Regions from separate parts of the Homo sapiens genome. Here region 1 is linked to region 2. Evidence: chromatin loops called from intact Hi-C (ENCODE). Cell type or tissue: sigmoid colon. All regions are shown on one strand. Links, peaks and the distances in the headings refer to the core of each region. The heading gives the core; the rest is flanking DNA. Region 1 overlaps LOC102724929 (a long non-coding RNA gene). Region 2 holds the start of LOC105376249 (a long non-coding RNA gene).

The links. A loop is a pair of places that touch in the nucleus more often than their neighbours do. Peaks named below come from ENCODE experiments on the same cell type or tissue, not always from the same donor. Only the 100,000 strongest peaks of a DNase experiment are listed, where the experiment ranks them.
Region 1: it touches region 2 in a loop (2.6-fold over the local background); 3 of 110 quality-filtered maps call a loop at or near these places.

What each region holds. Positions count from the first base shown.
Region 1 is chr9:118,652,023-118,663,218 of GRCh38, forward strand. All of the region lies in intron 3 of LOC102724929 (a long non-coding RNA gene), which reads right to left. Among named protein-coding and RNA genes, the nearest start is that of LINC02578, 22 kb to the right of the region's middle. In sigmoid colon, for the core only: no CTCF peak of the experiment used is centred there; no DNase peak of the experiment used is centred there.
Region 2 is chr9:118,590,937-118,602,132 of GRCh38, forward strand. It overlaps LOC105376249 (a long non-coding RNA gene), which reads right to left and starts at 6,236. Exons shown (of 3, transcript XR_930297.2): 1 at 6,205-6,236; 2 at 3,151-3,280; 3 at 2,059-2,251. In sigmoid colon, for the core only: a CTCF peak has its summit at 4,947; a DNase peak (open chromatin) is centred at 5,005.

The DNA.
Region 1 (11,196 bases), core at 2,202-10,201, 62 kb after region 2:
GATAGGAGAGGTCTTAATTTTATAAGTAGGAGAGGAGAAGAGCAATTCAATAAAGAAAGGGGCTGAGAAGATTCAAGAAAAAAATATCATGGAAAGTGATTGAAAGATGGATGTTACCAGGACTTGAGCTACCCTGAGCACAAGCATTAATGCTTTGAATACCAGGAGCTAAGATTGGATACAGAGCTTGGAAAGAAAAGCTCTGTCCTCTTGTCTGTGTCTTTCACTTTCTACTCTGCACTCATTCCTATACAGGTCCAATATTCTGTCAGCATCACAAGGATTGGTAGGATTGGCAGAATGTGGAGATTCTTGACAGGAACATTAGCACCTCTATGGTGGAAAATGGTAGCAGAAAGCAAATCTTCCTTTAGTGCAGGTAGGGGCAAAGACAATTCAAGAGGCTGAGCAGGAAAGAAAGAACACACAAGGTGAGCGTATTGCCTCAGCTAGTCTGTGTTTACATGTGAGTCACCTTTTTGAAGACTTATTTTGAGAATGAGGTTTTAATACTAATACCACTTCGGTGATATTTATAAATTCCATGACTTCAAGGCTACACTACAAACTAATGTATATGAGAAGTGAGAAATAAATAGAGGGAGAAAAAGAGAGAGAGAGAAGGAAGAAGAAGGGAGGGAAGGAGGGAGACAGAGAGGGAGGGAGGGGGAGAGAGAGAGACAGAGAGACAGAGAGAACAACACAAAAACTATAAGGATTTCAACAGTAAGAAATTAAAGAGCGATAATAGCAAACACCCAGCATTTATTAAGATTTAGTAAATGTCAGGCACTATTTTAAGTTTGTATGTGTATATGGGTGTGTACATATATACAGAAATAAACATATGTAAATGCACATATAGACACACACACATAATCATTTATTCCTGATCACATCCATGAGGAAGGTAAATTAGTATGCACATAATAATAGATACAGAAATAAACATGTGTAAATGCACATATAGACATACACACATAATCATTTATTCCCGATCACATCCATGAGGAAGGTAAATTCGTATGCACATAATAGTCTACTTCCAGAAAACTGAGGCTGAGAGGCTAACTTGCCTAAGGTCATATTGCTAGTGAGTAAGGGAGCTGGAATTTTAATCCCAGAAGCCTGCCTCTTATGTTCACACTGGCAATCATTACATTCTGCTACCTGGATTCATAGAGAATAAGTTTTAAAAAAATAGGCCTTAAGAGATGAGAAATGTAGTGATGTGGGGCTTATGAAACAGAAGAAAAACCATGAGCAGAAGCATGGAGGTGGCAGTGCAGTGCAGGTAATGAAATGGTGGAAGATAATGACAAATGGTTACTTGTAGGCCACGCAGGCTGAGTGGTCTAAAACCAAGGGATCTTTCTTTCTCAGCCCGTCATCAAGGCTCAAGGGGTGCCATGTCATTTGGTCATAGGGTAGCAGAAATTGCAATGATGGAAAATGTCAAACACCCCTACTTTAATTACAAATGATGAGTCTGGGAGCCACGGGTAATTGTGGCAGAAATAGCCACCTATGACAAATGTTGCTCTGAACTTGTGTCTTCTAACATTTGAATTTCCCATGTCAGTGGCTCTAGAGAGCCCAGACAACGAGGATAGCTTCCAATGCCTGAGATTCCCTGGGAGATTGAACTTCTGTCTAGCATCAACTTTCCTGTTTGCTGCTCTGAGGATTCCTTGCCGTCATTTGTCCTTGATCAGAGGTTGGATCATCCTTTTTCCTTACTCCCTAAACACAGGGCGCAGGACTCTGAAGCAATATGACAACATGTGAGTTGCCAAGGTTCCAAATAGTCTCTCTCTCTCTAGATTTCTTTTCCTCACACTTTCTGGGTGGGAAATGTTTCTCCTTTGCAAGGGCAGATGCCAAGGACTCAATTTCTCACTAACTCAGTTAACAAGCACGTATTGATCACTTACTGAGTACGGAATGCCAAATGAATTGTGTTGGAAGATGTAAAATAAATAAAGGACATGGTACCTGTGAAAGTATAGACACTAATGGGAGTTGAAATCATTAATGGAACAGAAGTAGAATGGTTATAGTTTAACCAGATGCAAATGTAAAAGTATTTTTATTATATTTTATTATAATTCTGCATCATGTCTAACAATAAGACCAAAGAGAAATGTGATAAATGGTTACTGAATTCTGCTCTTGAGTTAGTGAACATCAAACCCAGAGCAATCAAAGCCAAGAACCTAATATGATTGGTTATAAAACCAATATAGGCTTTATTAGAGCAAGTACATGTATACTTCCCTGAACTGTGGGGAGAGACAATCATTCCTACATCATCCCTGACCCAGACTGTAAGCTTAATGATTCCTGAGCCTGATGTAAGTCTTCTAAAAAGGAAATAATTTGTTCTACTCTCAATTGATAGATAAATTGGATAGGTAGGTAGATAGATAGATAGATAGATAGATAGATAGATAGATAGATAGATAGAGTGATTGATTTTAAAACTGTGGATATGGGGAGAATTTTAGAAGAAGTAGAAAATGTTTAGTGAGGTTTTTGTATAGAATAAAAATGTTTGGAGCAACACAGTATATAAATATGTAAGTATATCAAGGGCAGCTTCTTGGAAACCGTGTGTTTTGAGCTTCTTCTTGTTAGTAATGACAGATGCACAAGAACACAAAAATAGAAAGACATTCCAGGAAACATTCTAGGACATCTTAGATTCTCCACAGGCTGATTTGGCTTCAGGGCAGGGTTAGCAGGTTTAAATATGGACGTAATGAAAATTACTATAAAAGATGTATAATTGGCTTGGGAAGGAAGATCTTGAATGTTTGGATATTTCCCAGTTAGTCATTTTTACAAAACTAGATAGTTATTTATAAATTAACACTGATTCTGAAGTAAGTTAGAATGACAAAGCGAGACTTGTTAATTAATAGATATGCCATCTTTCAGATCTCTTCTGAGAGAATGGGAGGGGGTCGGGAGAGGGTCAGAGAGTGTGTGTATTAAAAACACAAAATGGTTTTAAAATAATCACTAAAATTGGTATTTTTAATGTTGAAACAAAGGAATAAGAATCCAGTTAAAGGAGACATGAGTGAGACAAAAAGGTGAGAGAGCAAAAATAAAAAGAGAGAGAAAGAGAAATTTAAAAGAAAATGTAAATAGAAGACAATAGGAAAAGAATAACGGTACAATTGACTATATAAAAATAAGCTTTGAAAAGGACCCTTTTCCAGAGAGTTGTGAACTCATCTGAACTACCTCATCTAGAGAAGTCAATGTGGTATTTTGGAGATGTTGAAAATGTTAGCAATTAACACATACATACTCTATTTCTCCTTTCGAATTCACCAATCGAATAATTCATTCCAACTTCTGTTGGGAGAATGAGTCAGAGAAAGAGGTCATGAGGTGGTACTAGTGAAGGTCCCACAAAGAAAAGATCCAAGATCAGGAAAACAGAAACTCTCTGCAATAACTGTCTTGCTAAACCATCCTGACTAAAGGTTGATTGCCTTCACTCACCATTTGCTCTATTGATTTGAGTTGGAAGGAAACAGGAACCAGAAGCAAACTCTTAGAAGTTCAAACATCACGGACTCAGGTTCAATAAGAAGTTAAAATGAAAGCTGAGCACAAAAAAATTAATTTGATTACCTTTCCTGTCCTAGAAATGTGCTGTGCTTTGTACTTTTAGGAGTTAGCTGAAGTGCCTTTCAGAAAGCTCATCACAGAGACCACGAACATAGAATCTACATTCTATGGCGTGTGAGGGGATTAATATTGAGCACTAGGCATGGTCCTTAACTCTCCCCACCTTTATCCAATCAGTCCCTAGGTTTATCTTACTATGTTACTCAGTTAGTTCTATCCCATCTGTTCTTGTCCACATCATTATCACTCCCCTGCATCACTGCAATAAACATTTAAGTGGTCCTCTTACCTCTAGTATCAACTCCTATCCCCATTCCCACTTTTAATCTTATTTTTTTCTGTGGCCAAGAGAATCTTCCAAAACACGAATCTGAACATGTCATTTTCTTGCTTTGCTAACCATCGAATAGGTCTCCACTGTCCTCAGACATAGATTAAAATCACTTTATAATCAGCCAGTGTGACCTGGACCCTGCTGAGCTGTCCAGTCTTAACTGTAAGAGTTTCCCCTTCGCTTTACAATCTGCGCTCCAGCCTTGTTCAACTTCTTTTACTTCCTTGCATACACAAGGCTTTTTTTCCCCTCTGGACTTTTGCACACTCCATTCTCTTTTCTTAGAATACACTTTTTCTTCTTCCTCCACCTTTGTCTTCTTCCACCTTTGTCTCCTCTCCTATTAATCTCCATCATTTACTTCCAAAAGTCTCCCTTGCTCCAGGGCTGGGTTAAGTGTCCCTGTAATGTTTTCACATTTTGCCCTATCACTTCTTCTCTGTTAGTTTTGTCTCTACCTTTTCTGCATGCTCATATCCTTTGGTGAGTTCTGAAGTAACAGACTATGTTTGCCCTATTCATCATCATTTGTCAGAATTTAGCAGTGTCCAGCACAAAGTAAGAAATTAACATATATACATGGATTTGATATACTTCAACCAGACATTTAAAAAATCCTCTAGCTTAGGGTTCTATAGATAAGCAAGGATTTTATGTCCAGATTAACAGCTAGTTGTGTTGATATCCCTAAAGAAGAAACTCTCCAGAAAAAAAAAAAAATGTGTTCCTAAATGCCAAGGATTATTGCGAGTGGTGGTGACTTTAAACACGTCCTGAATGTGGGATATTGTTATTTCATAGAGTTCAGGAGTTGTGGTTTATGGCACAGAGAAAATCTCATCTTACTTGTAGGGGAGAGAGAGAGTACTTATATAAAAATATAAAAACAAATTCTACTTGATTCATTTATCTTATTACCATGAGAATCCATCAACATAAACAGAAAAATGAGGGGGATGGCTTTGGCTTTCTAGTCACTCAGATCTGCATTCAAACCCCGTGCTTGAACCACCTCAGCTGTGATGTTAAAACTGAGGCTTAGCCTCAGTTTCCTCATATGTAGAAGAGAATAGAAACTTACTCAAAGATTTAGAAAAAAATGCATCTGTATCATCTAAAACAACATTTGGCATATAGCAGTTTTAAAGTGAATACATGTTCTAGATGGGGCTGAGCTAAAGTGAAGAAATATAGCTTACTCTTTCATTTAACGCATTCTATTAAGTCCACATTTTGTGACAGGCACTGGACTAGACTTTTTGTATTTGGAATACAAAAATAACAGTGTAACCCCACCCTTAGGAGGCACAGCATACAGCAATGACAGAGATGGTGACCAGATAACATGAAGTACTGTGCACCATAATGTGCCATAATGTGGAAAGTGCATTGAAAAAGTAATTAGAAAGCTCAATCATGGAAAATGTTGTCAGAGATATGAGGATAGGAAGCCACCATGCACCACTGGTTGTAGAATAGATGTATAGGCATTCTGGAGAGCATTGCAACTATGCCTAGTCAGATTAAGTGTAGAAATAGTCCCATTCCACAAATCTTCCCTGAGGTCAGGAATTCGAGACCAGCCTGGCCAACATGGTGAAACCCGGTCTCTACTAAAAATACAAAAATTAGCTGGACACAGTGGCATGTGCCTGTATTCCCAGCTACTTGGGAGGATGAGGCTGGAGAATTGCTTGAACCCAAGAGGTAGAGGTTGCAGTGAGCTGAGATTGTGCCACTGCACTCCAGCCTGGGTGACAGAGTGAGACTCTGTCTCAAAAAAAAAAAAAAAAAAAAAAAAAGAAAGAAAGAATTTTCATGGACCTACACAAAGGGATGAGTAAAAGGTGTTCATTGTAGGATTTGTTGCAAGGAGTGTGGGAGCACCTCCTTGGAGAATGAGGCAGGTTAAGATATGTCAGCTGTCCAATGGAGAACCAGAAGGTCAGGAGACACTACATACTAGATGTGCACATAGTAACATGGATGGGTCCAGAAAACAGGACAAATAGAATGAGAATCATACTGTTTTCATTTATACATATTAAAAATATGTTAACTACAAAATAATAACATACATACAAAAATTCATATAAACAAAAGCTGATATGGTTTAGCTGTGTCCCCACCCAAAATTTATCTTGAATTTTAGCTCCCATAATTCCCATGTGTCATGGGAAGGACCCAGTGGGAGGTAATTGAATCATGGGGATGGGTCTTTCCCATGTTGTTCTTGTGATAGTGAATAAGTCTCACAAGAGCTGATGGTTTTATAAAGGGGAGTTACCCCACACAAGCTCTCTTGCCTGCCACCATGTAAGATGTGACTTTACTCCTCATTCCCCTTCCACCATGATTGTGAGGCCTCCCCAGCCATGTGGAACTGTGAGTCAATTAAACCTCTTTCCTTTAAAAATTACCCAGTCTCAGGTATGTCTTTATTAGCAGTGTGAGAACAGACTAATACAAAAGGGTACTCATTAAACCCTGTGATGTGGAGAGGGAAATGGGGGCACATGGGAATAAAATAAATAATATAGAAACATATCTTTGTAAGGATGGATCATAAACATTTGTCATGAACTGAGGGGTATGAATTAGCCAACACTATCCATTGAGGAGAAGCAAAGTGATAAAGAACACATAATTTGTCTTAGAGTAAAGGGAAAAATTCCATGGACCAGCATTCATTCAACAATTCTTTTTTTTTGTTGTTTGTTTGTTTGTTTGTTTGTTTTTATTATACTTTAAGTTTTAGGGTACATGTGCACATTGTGCAGGTTAGTTACATATGTATACATGTGCCATGCTGGTGCACTTAGGATGCACCCAGTATCATTTGCTAAGAAAACACAAAGAATAAAATAGGCCAAATCCTTAAATCTAATAAAGCTTAGAACTTATGAGTGTGAAGGCAGTCTAGAAAGAAATATACAAATTAGTATACACTATGATTTCAAGTGGCAGAAATGTTATGAAGAAAGATAAACCAGTATGGAATTAGTGAATATATGGAAGAACAGGGAACATTCAAAATACGGAGACCAGAGAAGTCCTATCTTGAAAGCATAATATTTGAGCATGGATGTGAATAACGTCAAGGAGAGATCTAACCAAAAGTCCAGGTTGGAGAATAAGTAGAAGACTGTTGAAGCAACAATGGATGAGCAATGAGTGAGCTCGTGGTCTCAAAATAACAGGAATAACCACATAGTTGACAAGAATGAACAAGAAGCACAGAGAAGAGGAGGCGAAAGGGAAGGCATGAGGCAAACCACGTAGGGTCTTAGAGGGCAAAGTAAGGAGTATGGATATTATTCCGATTATATGAGAAGCCAGTCATAGATCTGAGCTGGGCAGTGACATGATTTGAATTTTTTTGTTCCTCTACTCTTATTTTAGGGTCTAGAGGAACATGTGTAGGCTTGTTACATAGGTAAATTGTGTTTGACTTACTTTTCAAAAAATGTTCTCTTAGGCTACAGTTGAGGACCTTTCTGGGAGGGCAGGGTCAAGTGTAGAAGTAGAAAAATCAGGCCGAAGACTATTTCAGCATTCCAGGTAGGACATGATGTTCAGTTGGCCTATGTATAATCAGGCTTCAGTGGAATATTTGCTTTGTTTCAGCACACAAGTTCAGGAAAGGATGTTATGAGATGAAGAACATCATTAAACTTAGCTTAGAGATCTGAGCTCTCCAGAGGTGATTTAGGGCACAGGGCAAATGAAGGAGGGTGGAAACACACATGCAAGACAGGCTGAGGTCAGATTAAGAAGCGCTGAATGGACAGACTAAGGAGCTTGGACTCTTTCTTGCAGAAAATGGGACCATCAGGGGAATGGCCTGATGTAACCTTGGCTTTTATGAGATAATTCTGGAAGCCTTGTAAATGATGGTTTGGAAGAGACAGAAGGCAAGAGGTGAGCAAAACTTTAGAGTAAAATTATAGCAGTTTGCAAGGATAAGAAAAGAAATGTTCACGTAATTGAGTATCTAAGGTACTTAAATGTTCTGCATAATGGATATAATTATACCTACTGCATTGGTTTCTTATACTGTTAAATGAATTAGTGCGTGAAAAGTGCTTAGAATAGAATCTGACATATGCTAACCTCTTGATAAACATTAGCAGTTATTCATATATTATAAATATTAATGATATTATTTCTATGTGCTAGTCTATGGACAAGTATTATTTCTAAGGACTAGGCCTGAATAATATATATATTTTTAATTATTTTATTTGATCTTTGAGAAGGAGTCACTCTGTCGCCCAGGCTGGAGTGCAGTGGCATGATCTCGCCTCACTGCAACCTCTGCTCCCGGGGGTTCAAGTGATTTTCCTGCCTCAGCCTCCCAGGCAGCTGGGACTACAGGTGTGTGCCACCAAGCCTAGCTAATTTTTTTGTATTTTTAGTAGAGATGGATGTTTCGTCAGGCTGTTCTCAAACTCCCGACCTCAGGTGATCTACCCATCTCAGCCTCCCAAAGTCCTGAGATTACAGGCGTGAGCCACTGCGCCCGACCTAGGCCTGAAGAACATAAAAATGACCATCATTTGGTTGAGGCATTCATTATTAAAGGAGTTTGTGTTCCAACTAACTGTAAGTCACAGGAGACCTAAATGCTATGATGGTGGTATGTACACTTGCATGGTTCTTTAGACAAGGGGGGATATGAAGGGGAGAAAGTCATTTAAAATAAGAATATTATAGAATTTTGAGGGGGAGGCCAGGCAAGATGGTTCACACCTGTAATTCCAGCACTTTGGGAGGCCAAGATGGGTGGATCACCTGAGGTCAGGAGTTCAAGACCAGCCTGGCCAACATGGCGAAACCCTGTCTCTACTAAAAATAGAAGAAAAAAAAATTAGCTGGGCATGGTGGTGGGCGCCTGTCATCCCAGCTACTTGGGAGGCTGAGGCAGGAGAATCACTGGAAACTTGGTGGGGCAGAGGCTGCGTTGAGCCGAGATTGTGCCACTGCACTCCAGCCTGGGTGACAGAGCAAGACTCCGAGAAAGAAAGGAAGGAAGGAAGGAGGGAAGGGAGGGCAGGAGGAAGGAAGGAAGGAAAGAAGGAAGGAAGGAAGGAAAAGAGAAAGAAAGGAAGGAAGGAAAAGAGAGAGAAAGAAAGGAAGGAAGGAAAAGAGTGAGAAAGAAAGGAAGGAAGAAAGAAAGAAAAAGAAAAGAAAGAAAGAAAAAAAGAAAGAAGGAAAGAAAGAAAGAAAAAGAAAGAAAGAAAGAAAAGAAAAGAAAAGAAAAGAAAAGAAAAGAAAAGAAAAGAAAAGAAAAGAAAGAAAAAGAAAGAAAGAAAGGTAACTGATATTGAATCCTGGTTGGACTCCATCTGGGCTTTGTGATTTTCAGCAACTTCCCTTCTCCAAACTTCAGTTTCCTCATCTTTAAAATAATATTGAAAATCCTGACACTTGCATGATGAAAACTTGAGACAATGTAGGTGAAGTTCATAGCATAGTGCCTGTTGTACCTTAAGAAGAAAACCGATATTGCTATTATATTTTACTTATCATGATTCAATCAACTCTTATGAGGAGTATTACCAGCTTCCATGAGGAGTATTTCCAGCTTCCACGCGTTTATTTTACATGTTTTGAATCTTTAAATGTTTTAAATCTTCCTTTAAATGTTGTCTTTTACCCTGCGTGAAGGGAAAATCCTGCCCTGACATTTGCATTTTGTTTCCTTGCTTTTTCCTGCTTTCACCTCAACATCAAGGAAATCTCCCTTTCAAATTAAAAAGAGATTTAACATTTTTAAGCATCGTTGCCCCCTGTCACCTTAGAAGTGTGGCATTTTGATGTTATTTGCACAGACTTCCAGAATGGAAGATACTCTATAGAGTTAGCACAACATGCAGTACTAATGTGGCAATGAATCCGTGTCAGTATCCCAACCCGCTAATGAGTAAGAGCATCCCAGGCATGTGTTGGGATGTTCAGAAATGTATGCAGGTGTTTATGAGCAATAGGTGGTGAAATGGAAATTTGCTTTAAGGAAAGAAAATCAATTTCCCTGGTCTTTCCTATTCACCTGTCTCTCTTTCCATGTTAAGATCAACTGAGTCAGAGCACTTAGGAACAAAGGGACATTAACGTATGACTATTAATGGGATGTTCAGAACTATAGATACAGAGTGTTGGGAGGAACTTTCGAATATGTAGTTTAACTCCTACACATTGTTGTGCAGTGTAATCATAAGCAATTTCTGTAGTAAAAACTTAATATCTTCTAAGGCTTCCTATCCTGTTTAGGGGTAGCTATGACTACTTGAAATTGTTAATTATTAATTTTTATTTTCTTAATGAACTAACCTTGAGATGTGCCTCTCTGTAGCTTATACCTATTTGGTGAGACCTCAAGTTGTAGCCCACTTTTCTCTTTGCCCCTCCAGTGTTTTAAAATACTGGGGACATTGTTCTTTGTCTTGTCTTAGATTTCTTGCTTGGCTTCTTTTTTTCAATCATCTTCTCATTTCCCTTTGAGATTCTCACTTGCTGTTGGGTTTCGGCACTTATTATGGACACAGAACTAAGCGATTCTCAGGTGCCTCCCATTTACTTCTTTCAGTTAACCCGAATAAAGAATGAAGTAAGGGCAGAAGTAGGTTCAGCAACCTAAGTTCACTAGTAAGCAGCATGCAAGGGATTTCAATCCAAGTCTCCTTAACACCAGAGTATGTACAGCTGACAAATATACTATACTGCCTTCTAATGCCCCCTTTAACTGAGTCCTCTTGTGCAAACTCAAAACAGAATTCCTGCATCAGTGATAGTACTAATCTTACTATTATGACTAATAAGAATAGCTGAGATTAGCTTCTTGACTCTGTTAACTATTTGAATCTTCATAACGACTTTGAGGTAGGTTCTCATTTTACAGATGAGGAAACCTAGATCCAGTAATATTAAGTAATTACCTCAAAGTCGTGTAGCTAGGAAGCAGGAGATACAAAATTCAAATCTTGAAAGTCCACCTCAAGAGTCTACACTCTGAAGCATTATGCTGTAATTCTAAGTTCCCAAATCTTGATGTTTTACTTCTTAATATAGTCTGAGTTAACATACATTTGTGTTAGTAATAGCTCACTCTTGATGGATATTGAGCTATCAGTGACAGTTTGTTTCTCTGTGTGTGTCAGTATGTGTGTGTGTTTTGTTTTAGAAGAAAATATCTTATGCCATAACGCCTTGTTTTC
Region 2 (11,196 bases), core at 1,157-9,156:
GAGTCTCACTCTGTCAATCAGGCTGGAGTGCAGTGGCACAAGCTCGGCTAATTGCAACCTCCGCCTCCCAGGTTCAAGTGATTCTCCTACCTCAGTCTCCAGAGTAGATGGGGTTACAGGCATGCACCACAATGCCCAGATAATTTTGTTTTTTGTTTTTTGTTTTTTTGTAATTTCAGTAGTGACACGATTTCTCCATGTTGGTCAGGCTTGTCTCCATCACCAGATCTCAGGTGATCAACATGCCTTCGCCTCCCAAAGTGCTAGGATTACAGGTGTGAGCCACCACACCCAATCCGTGTCTTAGATTTTAACAAAAAAGTTTAAAATGTAAAAAAAAAAAAATTAAAAATTGGGAAAAGGGTATAGAAGGATATAAAGAAAAAATTATGTAGCTGTACAGTGTGCTTGTGTTTCAAACTAAATGTTATCACAGAAGAGTCAAAAAGTAAAAATATAAAAAGTTTATGAAGTAAAAATATTACAGTAGGCTAAGGTTAATTTATTATTGAAGAAATGTGTTTTATAAGTTTAGTGTATCCTAAGTGTGCAGTGCTTATAAAGTTTATAGCAGTGTGCAGCGATGTTCTACAATTTCACATTCACTCATCACTCACTCACAGACTCACCCAGAGCAAATTCCAGTCCTACAAGCTCCATTCATGGTAAGTGCCCTATACAGGTATACCACTTTTTAACTTTTATCTGTATTTCTACTGTACCTTTTCTACGTTTAGATAAACAAATGCTTACCATTGTGTTGTAATTGCCTACAATATTCAGCACAATAACAGGCTGTACAGGTTTGTGGCCTAGAAGCACTAGGCTATACCATAGAGCCTAGGAGTGTGGTAGGCTATACCCTGTAGGCTTGTGTTATACACACTCTGTAGGCTTATGTTATACATACTCTATAATGTTTGCACAACATCAAAATCCCCTGACAAATTATTCAGAAAGTATCCCTGACATTAAGTGATGCATAACTCTGTGTATGAGTGTATTTATAAATATATGCACACACATACATGCATGTATACAGGTATTGTGTATATATATATATACAGAGTATTATATATATAATACACTGTGTGTGTATACACACACACACACTTATACTCAAGGAACCCAAGGGCGGCTACACTCACTGTGATACAAACCCCTGAAACTATTTTTTTAATGTACAGCACAAAATAATAAAAAAGAAAAAAAAGTGTGCACTCATATATAGCTAGATACCTAACTGCACACAGAAAGGCCAGGTATGTGGGCATTCATGATGGAGATGCTGAAGGAGTTTTGCCTCACTAATTTGCCCATTATTTCACAGACATTCATTGAGCACCTACTCCATGTTACACACTGGAAAGCAGTGGAGATTAAAACAGCAAGTGCCACCATCACCCCATTCTCAGTGCTGCTCTGCTGTTAGATGGAACCTTTATCAAGTGTCAGCAATGGGACCTGGCATTTATCAGGGTGGGTGCTGCGCTCTGCTCTGCTGACAGGGTAAATTCAATACATGTCATCCCCACTGTGCTAAGATGTTTTAATGGCTTGCTCTTTCTTCTTTCCATCACCCAGGCAACTTTGTCTTTCTTTTCTCTTCAGTCCCTTTCTCCCATCCCCCAATTGCTCCCCTTTCACATTTTGGGTTCCCCTTTGCACAAGTTGCCTATGTTTGTGACTTTGAAGGAGTCACTAATTCTCTCTGTTTCTGCATACCCATCCATGAAATGTGGTAATTGACTAAATTATCCCTGATGTCTTACGCAGCTCTTAGTGCTATGCTAGCATTGTAGAATTCTGGTTTGAATTCTTCCTAAAAAGCAGAGCCTGAGACACGGGCCTTTGTGGAGGTAGTTTATTTGGGGTCATTTGCTCCTGTGGTACATGATGGATGGCCTGAGAAATAAACCAGGGAAGGTTTATTTCCAAGCCACAGGCTTGGAGGATTAGTGAAGTGTAAATTGGGAAAGAAGAAAAGCAGCCAATCCAAGGTTACTGAGCTGATTACAACTACAGAAAAACTGGAGCTTAATCCTGTTTGTGATATTTCAACAGCTGTATGGAATGTGCCTTAGAAATCTCTGAGATTGGAAAAAAGAGAATACTTACCTACTAGTTCCTGCCCATTGGTAAAGCATTGTTCCAGGAAATGTTAACACCCTATCTGTTCCCAGTGTGTGCAGACATCAGAATGGCTGATCAAGCTCTTACGGTAGATCCATGTGATTGTGCCAGATAAGCCCTGGGAGAAAAAGCAAGATATATGCAGTGCAGCCGAGATCAGGTGCTATTAGGCTACACCTGAGTACAGCTGGTTGCTATAGCAAAGACTAGAGAAAAATTGGTAGAGTAAGAGAATATGAAAGGAAAATATATGTGCAACAAAGAAGCCATTGCATTCCTCAATGTTGTCTAATGCTGATATCAAGAATTTTTGTCAAATCAGCTTTACCAGGGCACTGAACATATGGGGACTATGTCAGGAAATTTCGATATCCAACATTTCTACAAACGCACAGAATTGTTGTGGGCATGGGCTCCATTGCCCAACTTCTTCCCAGTTCCCACCTAGGTTCCTCATAACATTGATAACGATTATCAATGTGCCAGGCAATGTATTAGGCACTTTAAACATAATGTCTTTTCTAATCCCTAAATCAGTAGGATCCTATCATCAGGTTAGTACCTATAATCCCATTTTCCCATTTTACAAATGAGGAAACTAAGGCTCAGGAAAGGGAAGTGACTTTCCTCAATTTACATTACCCATGAAGACCTAAATTGAAATCCATATATATATATATATATATATATATAGCACAGGCTATTTCCAGTAGTTGAAACTATCTCAATGGACACTTGGGTTTAGACAGGGTGTATGCCTCAGTTCTAGGTCGATTATATCTCTGCCTTATCTGATGACTAATCTTGAACTCCAACTTGCTTGGCTATAGCCTTGATACCCTGCTTAGTTACTTACCAGAGACTCCAGCTGCTTGGACCTCAAACACTAGTCCAGGTATATTTTATACCAAATACTAACTCAATTTTGAACTGGAAGCCTCATAATTTTTTACTTATGCTTTTTCTCATTGGAGACCAGTCTACAACCAAGTCAGTACCCCAAACTAACTCTTGTACCTTCCAGTTTCTCGATTTGCACCTTTCCTTCTGTTGTTTCATTTTTCTCTTTATACTTTTTTCTTTCCGTAATCCATTCCAATTAGCAGATTAGGGTAAGGCACAGCAGAGAATAACAGGAATGGCTAAACTGGGAGATAAATTTGACATTATTTAAAATTAATCAGAGATTCAGGGAAGTTAATATTTAAAGAGAAAATAGCACATCTTAGTCTCCTAGCCTATCTTAGTCTATGCAGGCCTCTATAACAAATATCTTAGACTGCATAATGTATTAACAATAGATATTTATTGCTCACATTCTGGAGGCTGAGAAGCCCAAGATCAAGGTGCCAACAGATTTGGTGTCTAGCGAGGGCTTGTGCTTCATAGATGGTGCTTTCTATGTGTCCTTACGTGACAGAAGAATAAAAGAGCCGCCTCGAGTATCTTTTGTAAGGCCACTAATTCCATTCATGAAAGCACAACCCTCATGATCTAATCACCTTCTAAAGGCTTCACCTCTTAATCCTACCACAATGGGGATGAGGTTTCTACATGACTTTTGGAAGGACACATTCAAACCACAGCACAGCCTTTCTGTGCACTCATTCCCTCCCATAATGTACTTTTTTTCCTTCTAAGCTTCTTGACAATAGATCATTCAGTGCATTGGACAATCATCACTTATCTACACTTGTATAATGTAATGATCTCTTCCCTAGCCGTTGTTGACTGCGCTAAGGATCAGATCCTGATTCTAGCTAAGCTGTTCTTGGTATAGAAACAATGAGGGAAAAGGAAACTGGAAGAGGCAAGTAGGGGGTATCTGTTTTTCATGTGACAGGTAGGTGAATGTAGGTGGAAGGTGCAAGCATCTTCCACTATGTAAATGGATAAACAAAGATTACTGGTCTAATGAGAATGAGGAAGGAAACACGTTTTAATTATTTAAAAAACAGTGATAAGTGGAGAAAGATTTCAATCAGCCCTAAATGCTATGCCCAATTATCTTCCTGCACCCTTGACCACCCACGTCCCTGTCATTTGACTTATTAAAGTTACTGAATTATTTACCTGATCCATTCTCCCTTTTTTAAAAACTGGAATTATTAAAAGACATGCCTGCACTATGTTTTAAATGACATACAATTCTCTGCTTTCTGAATTTCTTTCATTTCCCAGTAGATCCAGTTGTTATAAAGTGCTTCCTTATGTTGAACGTAAAGCAGTTTCCCTGTACTTTCCACTCGTCAACTCTATTTCTGCTCTTTGGGACCAAATAAAACCAGTAAAATCCCTTCTGTTTCTACCCGCCCATCCGACATCCGAAAGAAAGCATCCCAACTCTTCTCCCCATTCCATGAAGAAGTTTTTTTTTTCTAGGCTAAAAGTGCTCAGGTTATCTTTTTGTGTGTGTGTGTGCCATAGTTTAGAATCCCATGGGTTATGCTGGTCTCTTCTATCTGGTTATAATACAAATTGTTAATCTCTCTCTCCATGTCTAGATTCGGCTGGCTCAATATGTAATGATGTGGCCCTGTTACGTGCCTGTCTCTATGGTCCTACTTACATTATAAATAATCACTGCCTTGTGATTCTAACATCAAGAAGCTACAGTACTACATGGTGGTATTATGTTTGACATCAGACATGGCCCAACAGGGGAGAAGAATATGCTTCAACAGTTAGATGATTATGTTAATACAAACTGGGATTTTTTATTATGTTTGTCTCTTTCAAGACTGAATTTGATGTGATTGCTTCTGCTGATTCAGTACTAGGTAATGGAGGCTGAAATGTATTCCTCAGAAGATCCTCCGGGAACAGCCACCTGGGACTGACAGAGAGAGTCACTGGGTGTCACTGTTGAGTCATACAAATGCACTGGCCGCTTGCTTATAGAAGTCTGGCTCCTTAAAGAAGCTAGGAGAAGGAGGTTTGGGGTGGCTGCCTGTCTCCTCCTGGTCTGTGTCTCTTCACTAGGGTCAAGATAGAGCATCCCTCTCCCAGATTTTCCCTAAGAAGTATTGAGTCAGATGTGCCCATGTCAGTGTGGGCTTTAGCTGCTGTTTAATGAGTTGATCCATCCTTGATCTGCCTGATGGTGCTGATAGGGGTCTGCTTTTATGTATGTATGTAGTAAGTGATCACACCCCCACCCTAGTCAAAGAGGTCTCCCCCGCATACCCAGGACTTGCTGAAACTTATAGCTCTCTTCAGAGCAGATAAGCCCTTCCATTCCACTGTTTGTTCCAGATTCAGACTGTGATTTCAGTCTCAGTCAAGGGTCAGTGGCACATTTCAGGTTTTTTTTTTTTTTAATGGGAGTACTGATTTTGATAGAAATAAAGACAGGTGGAATTGTAGGCATTAGCACTTTGAAGGGCAAGGAGAAAAATAGATCAAAGGAGAGACGGGCCAAAGGTTACTAGATCAAAGGTAGATAGATCAAAGGTTACTAGAGACGGCTGAGTGCTCTAGTAACCTTCTATCCAAAAACTGACCCTGTTACTAACCCAGCCTGACCCACACATAGGCCATGAACTTTTGTTACCTCAGTGACTAAATATCCTTCATGAGATGGTCACTCAGGTTCATTGGCAGGTGTTCTCAATCCCTTTAGGTGAACGTCATGAAAATGCAAATACCAAAATACCACATCCCTAAAACTTTTTCTGATGTCTGAGGAAAGCCCTAGGCATCAGTATATTTATAAACCCCACATGTCACTAAGGAATTTCTAAAGCACATTCTTCCAGTCGTGATTGACTGATTCTATGCTTTCTGAAGATTGCACATCACATTACTTTTTTTAAAATTTTTGCTTCCTCTGGAATTCAGTACTGAGTTACATCCCAAGCAATCCCTCCAAAATGCAAATATGATTGACCCTCTGCTCTCTCCTTTTAAACTCCCGAATGTCTAATCACCACACATAAGTCAAGTGTAAAGACTGTGCCCTGTTACTCATGTGCTTCCTCATTGGCCCCTGCTTATTCCAGGACAGAACAGTTTCCATCCACACACTGGTTTAAGCCAGGGGCTCCCCACTTGGCTGCACACTGAAACTACCTGTGGAGCTTTTGAAAGCACTGATGTCTGAGTCCCATCCCCAGGACTTCTGCTTTACTGGTAGGGAAAGAAGCTCAGGCATCGTGAGCTTTCAAAGCTCCTCAGGTGATTCTAATGGAACACAAAGCTTTAGAATCACTATTCTTTGGTTTTCTCCCTTCTAGAACACACATTTTCTTATCCTCCTTTGGCCAAGCCATAGCTGTTAATCCTTCTTGACTCAACCCACTGATCATCTCCTTGAAGAAATCAACTCTGAACATACTCCTCTAGTCAAGTTAAAGATTTTTCTTAGGGATTCCATAGTTTCTTGTGCTTACTTAGGCTATTGTATCAGAAATATCTATATGTCTATTTTTTTACCTCTAGACTATAAGCTTATACTGGGTAAGTGAATTAATAGAACATGTATGTCATTGTGTGCCCAGTGCACAGCACAGAACTTAGCACCTATTAAGTGCCCAGGAAATATTTTGTAGGCTGGAACTACTGTTAATGGAGAATGCAAATGAGGTAATAAATGAATAATCAGTGACAATGAAAATAATTAAACTTTACTGTGTATATAGCCAGACACAAAGTATTACAGAGTCGTTACCTTATTTTACATTCCCAAAAATTCCCATTAGAAAGAGTGATCTCCATTTTAGCTTAAGAAGTTCAGGTTTAGAGGTGGTAAGTAGATGCTGTGCAGGCATAATTTGAAGGCTGGTCTGTCTGACTTCACTTTCAGTCACTTTACTGATTGCCTCTAAAAATAGAAAGGGAAGGATATCTAACCGATTTTCTCATTGGAGTTTTTACTGGGTTCTTTTTGCCAGGCATTATATTGGCTCTTTAAATACTTCATCCTACTTAACCCACACAACAACTCTATAAATTAGTATTATTAGTCCCATTTAATTGATAAGAAAACCAAGCCTCAGAAAGAAGCAAAGTAATTCAGGCAAGCCCATATGGCAAGGAAGTAACAAATGCTATATGAAATCCTGTGGCTCTGTGCTTGTCTGTCTTTAATATTCAGAGTTGCTCACTATGCTACAATTGCCTTATAATAGATGAGGAAGAAGAAAGGCAGAGGAGCAAGTAGGAGAGAGAGAGAGAACTGACTCCAAACATAGATCAGATACAAAAATGAATTTTTGGACTGACTTTGATAAGGACAGAATACCTCAAAGACAGAATTCTTTGTCTCTATTCTTTAGCAATTTTCCCCCAAGAGTCACTGGGACAAACGAGTAAAACAACTTTTCTTTTGAAAAGATTGGTTGCTTATTCTAAGCCTGCCAAAGATATCTGAAGTGTAACCAAATCTTTGTATTTGATGCCCTTGTGATTCCTTCATTTAGACAATTAGCACAGAATCTTACAGCCCATGAGCTTTGGTTCATGATTTTTTTTTTTAAGTGATGAGCACCTGAGGCTCACAGAGGAAAAGCTTGGCAAGGGTGACCTTGCAGAATAGTGGCCAGAACCCAGTTCTTTTTATTCCCCGTCTAGTGTTCTTTAGCCATGGGTTAACTCGGTGATTAAATATGGTTAAACATGATGAATATTTTAAAAGCTACTTGGAGTTTCTTGGTTCTAAAGTACTCTGAATGCCAAACGCAACATATTTTTATTGCCTATTTCTACCACATAACAAGGCCATTTGCTCTGTGGGATCTTGGTAATAGGGATAAGTAGGAACAAACAGAGGTAAGGTACAGATTCTTTTTCCTCACTAATGTGAACAGATGGCTTACAATGGGAAGTGGATACTGGCTGCAAAGATGTGTGAACCACTGTCACCCTGTGAATCTTTGAGAAAGAGTGGAAGAGGCATCTGGAAATTCAGTGGTTGAGCCCTGAATAAAAAGACACGTTAGGCCTCTCAGGACCTGGTTAAAGTTGTGGGAAGAACATCAGATTGAGAAGCAAGTTACATCTAGTGCTTTCAGGATCTAAAACTTTAGAGAAGCTGATAAACGCTCCTGTGCCTATGCTGGCTGATGTGTTACATAAAATGGGAATTACAATATTTGCCAATGTGCAAGCATGTTAGGTACTTGCATGCATACATTTTCTGATGGTGGTTCTTTTAATCTGTTCTCTCTCTTCTTTCTCTATCAATAATTTTTCTTCAAGGCCTAACAGTGTTGTTATTTTATAATCTTTCACCAGTCTCTTAATAAGAAGTAATTTCTCTTCCCTCTCTTCATCCTGATGTGTGCATGTGTATTTGCTATGATTCTTAATTCAGCATGCTTTTACTTGTGATTTGCTATCAGTATATCTACCTCCTTTACTAAATAGTTAAGTTCTTCTGGGCAAGAGCTATGTTTTCACCATTCCTTTTTCTTCCAGTAAAATTACACAATTTGTTTTGCATAGAGAAAGTTCTTATTCACCATTGATTATGTCATGTTAAATTGTAACCATAGACACTACCTGTGTTCTTCCAGACATAAAGTCTAAAAACTGAGTGTCCATTGTGAGTTATTTGAGAAAATGGCTACAGAAATACTTGGAAATTTACCAGATTATCACAAAGGATATGGAGGCAGAAGCAGAAATCGTGGATATGAGACTGCTCAAAATATATAACTTTAGGCAATCAATTCACTTTACTGGGCCTCAATTTTCTCATCTGTAAATTGGGGATGATAGTACTTGTCTTAACTACTTCCCAGTATGATTGTAAGGATGGCATGAGATAACATTTAAAGGCATTTTGCAAACTATATAGCACTATAGATAGGTCAAGGTTGAGTATTATTTTTATTATTGTTGTAATTGCGGTTATGTGTTACATAATGATGTTGTAGTCAACAGCAGAACACATATACAATGGTGGTCACACAAGATTATAATACTGTATTTTAATGTATCTTTTCTATATTTAAGTGTGTTTAAATACAAAAATACTTACCATAATTTATAATTACCTACAGTATTCAGTACAGTACCCTGTTGTACAGGTTTGTCGTCTGGCAGCAATAGACTATACCATATAGCCTAAGTGTGTAGTGGTCTATACCATGTAGGTTTGGGTAAGTACACCTTTGATGATTACACAATGACAAAATCATCTAATAATGCATTTCTCAGAAACTATCCTCATTGTTAAGCGATGCATGACTATATTACTACATCATAACTCTCTAAAATCTCATGTGGTTTACGTAACTATAATTCTGAACTTGGTGGAGTTTTATAGTAAAAATGGTAAATAAGAGATAACTGTATTAAAAATGGCCATGTTCTTTTGGTCTCCTTGGAAATTTCCTAATGAAACAAGAACTAAAATCTGAAATCTTTAGAATGCTAACAGAGCCAGAACCAATAAACATGTATAATCCAGGCAACCTATTGGCTACTCAGAAATAATAACAGATGAGAATGGGACTGGAGACCAAGGCAGAATGATCACTTGAGGCCAGGAGTTTGAGACCAGCCTGGACAATATAGTGAGACCCCATCTCTACAAAAAAAAAATCAGTAAAAAGAAAAAATAAGTATTCAGGTATGGTGGCTTTAGCCTGTAGTTTCAGCGACTTAGGAAGCTGAAGTGGGAGAATGGCTTGAGCCCAGGAGTTGGAGGTTATAGTGAGCGATGATGTGCCACTGTACTCCAGATGGATGAAAAAGTGAAATTCTGTCTCTGGAAAAAAAAAAATGGACTGGAAGGTATAAGAGGTAGGAGGAGTTTTCTCTTGAGCTTATATTAATCCTTGACTTCTCACAGCAACCTACAATCTTCTGATGTATTTGCCAGCAGTCTCACCTTCAGAGACGCCTCGGCCATTTCAGTGACTCTTTACCAAATTTGAACCCTGCCTTTTTGTTAGTGATCTTGAGCAATTCATTTTTGCTATCTGAATCTGTTTTCTCATCTGCAAGATGGGGGTACATACAAATAGAGACAATAGCCAGCATTTACTGAATAACTACAGAGTGTCCAACTCTGGGATGGTTTTTCTGTATCTCCCTAACAGCCAAGGATACTGCTGGGAAACTTAAATAACTTATTTTGCCATCCTGGCCCCTTTCCTCTATAAAAACATAATTGAAAACTATAATTTAAGACTGCACTGGCAAAAATACAGATATCTGGGCTGTGAATTGCTGAGAAAGGGTGGGACTTGGACTTGGACAAAGGTTTATTGGAATCCAAAGCCTGCACACTTTTATTTATTTATTTAGATTTTTTGACACGATGTCTTGCTCTGTCACCCAGGCTGGAGTGCAGTGGCGTGATCTCGGCTCACTGCAACCTCTGCCTCCCGGGTTCAAGCAATTCTCCTGCCTCAGCCTCTCAAGTAGCTGGGATTACAGGCGCATGCCACCATGCCTGGCTAATTTTTGTTTGTTTGTTTGTATTTTTAGTAGAGACGGAGTTTCACCATGTTAGCCAGGTTGGTCTCAATCTCCTGACCTCATGATCTGCCCACCTTGGCCTCCCAAAGTGCTGGGATTACAGGTGTGAGCCACCACACCCGGCCAAGCCTGCACTTTTTAACTATGAAGTAGTTAAATGACACAAATATCAGTTGCTGTAGCTATTGGTGATACATTCAGACTGCTTGGGTTTTTAAAAAAGTTCATTGACTAGGTCTTCAGAAAAAACAAAAATGAATCATTCTTGATCAGTTAATAAAAAATTGCTTGAAGGCCCCCCAGGTACCTATGTGGGAGCCAGGAAAGATAGGAATCACCCCATTGCATTCTTGAGGATATTGAGACAATACAAGCAAAGTAAGCACAAAGCATGGGCGAGCCATGGCACCTCCTTCTGCTCTGCAAAAGGCCCATTTTGTTCTTCATTAATCTATTCCAACACATTTTCCACTGTTCCAATCTTCCTCTCTCATACCCAACCACTCTCCACTAAACATATAATTCCTCTTCTCCCTTGCATGTTGCAAGGAAGTAGGGCTGGCATGGAGGCAGGGTTGCATCATGCCTTTTGTATGTCCTAGGTACTTTGCATGGGGGAACTCTTCCCCATAA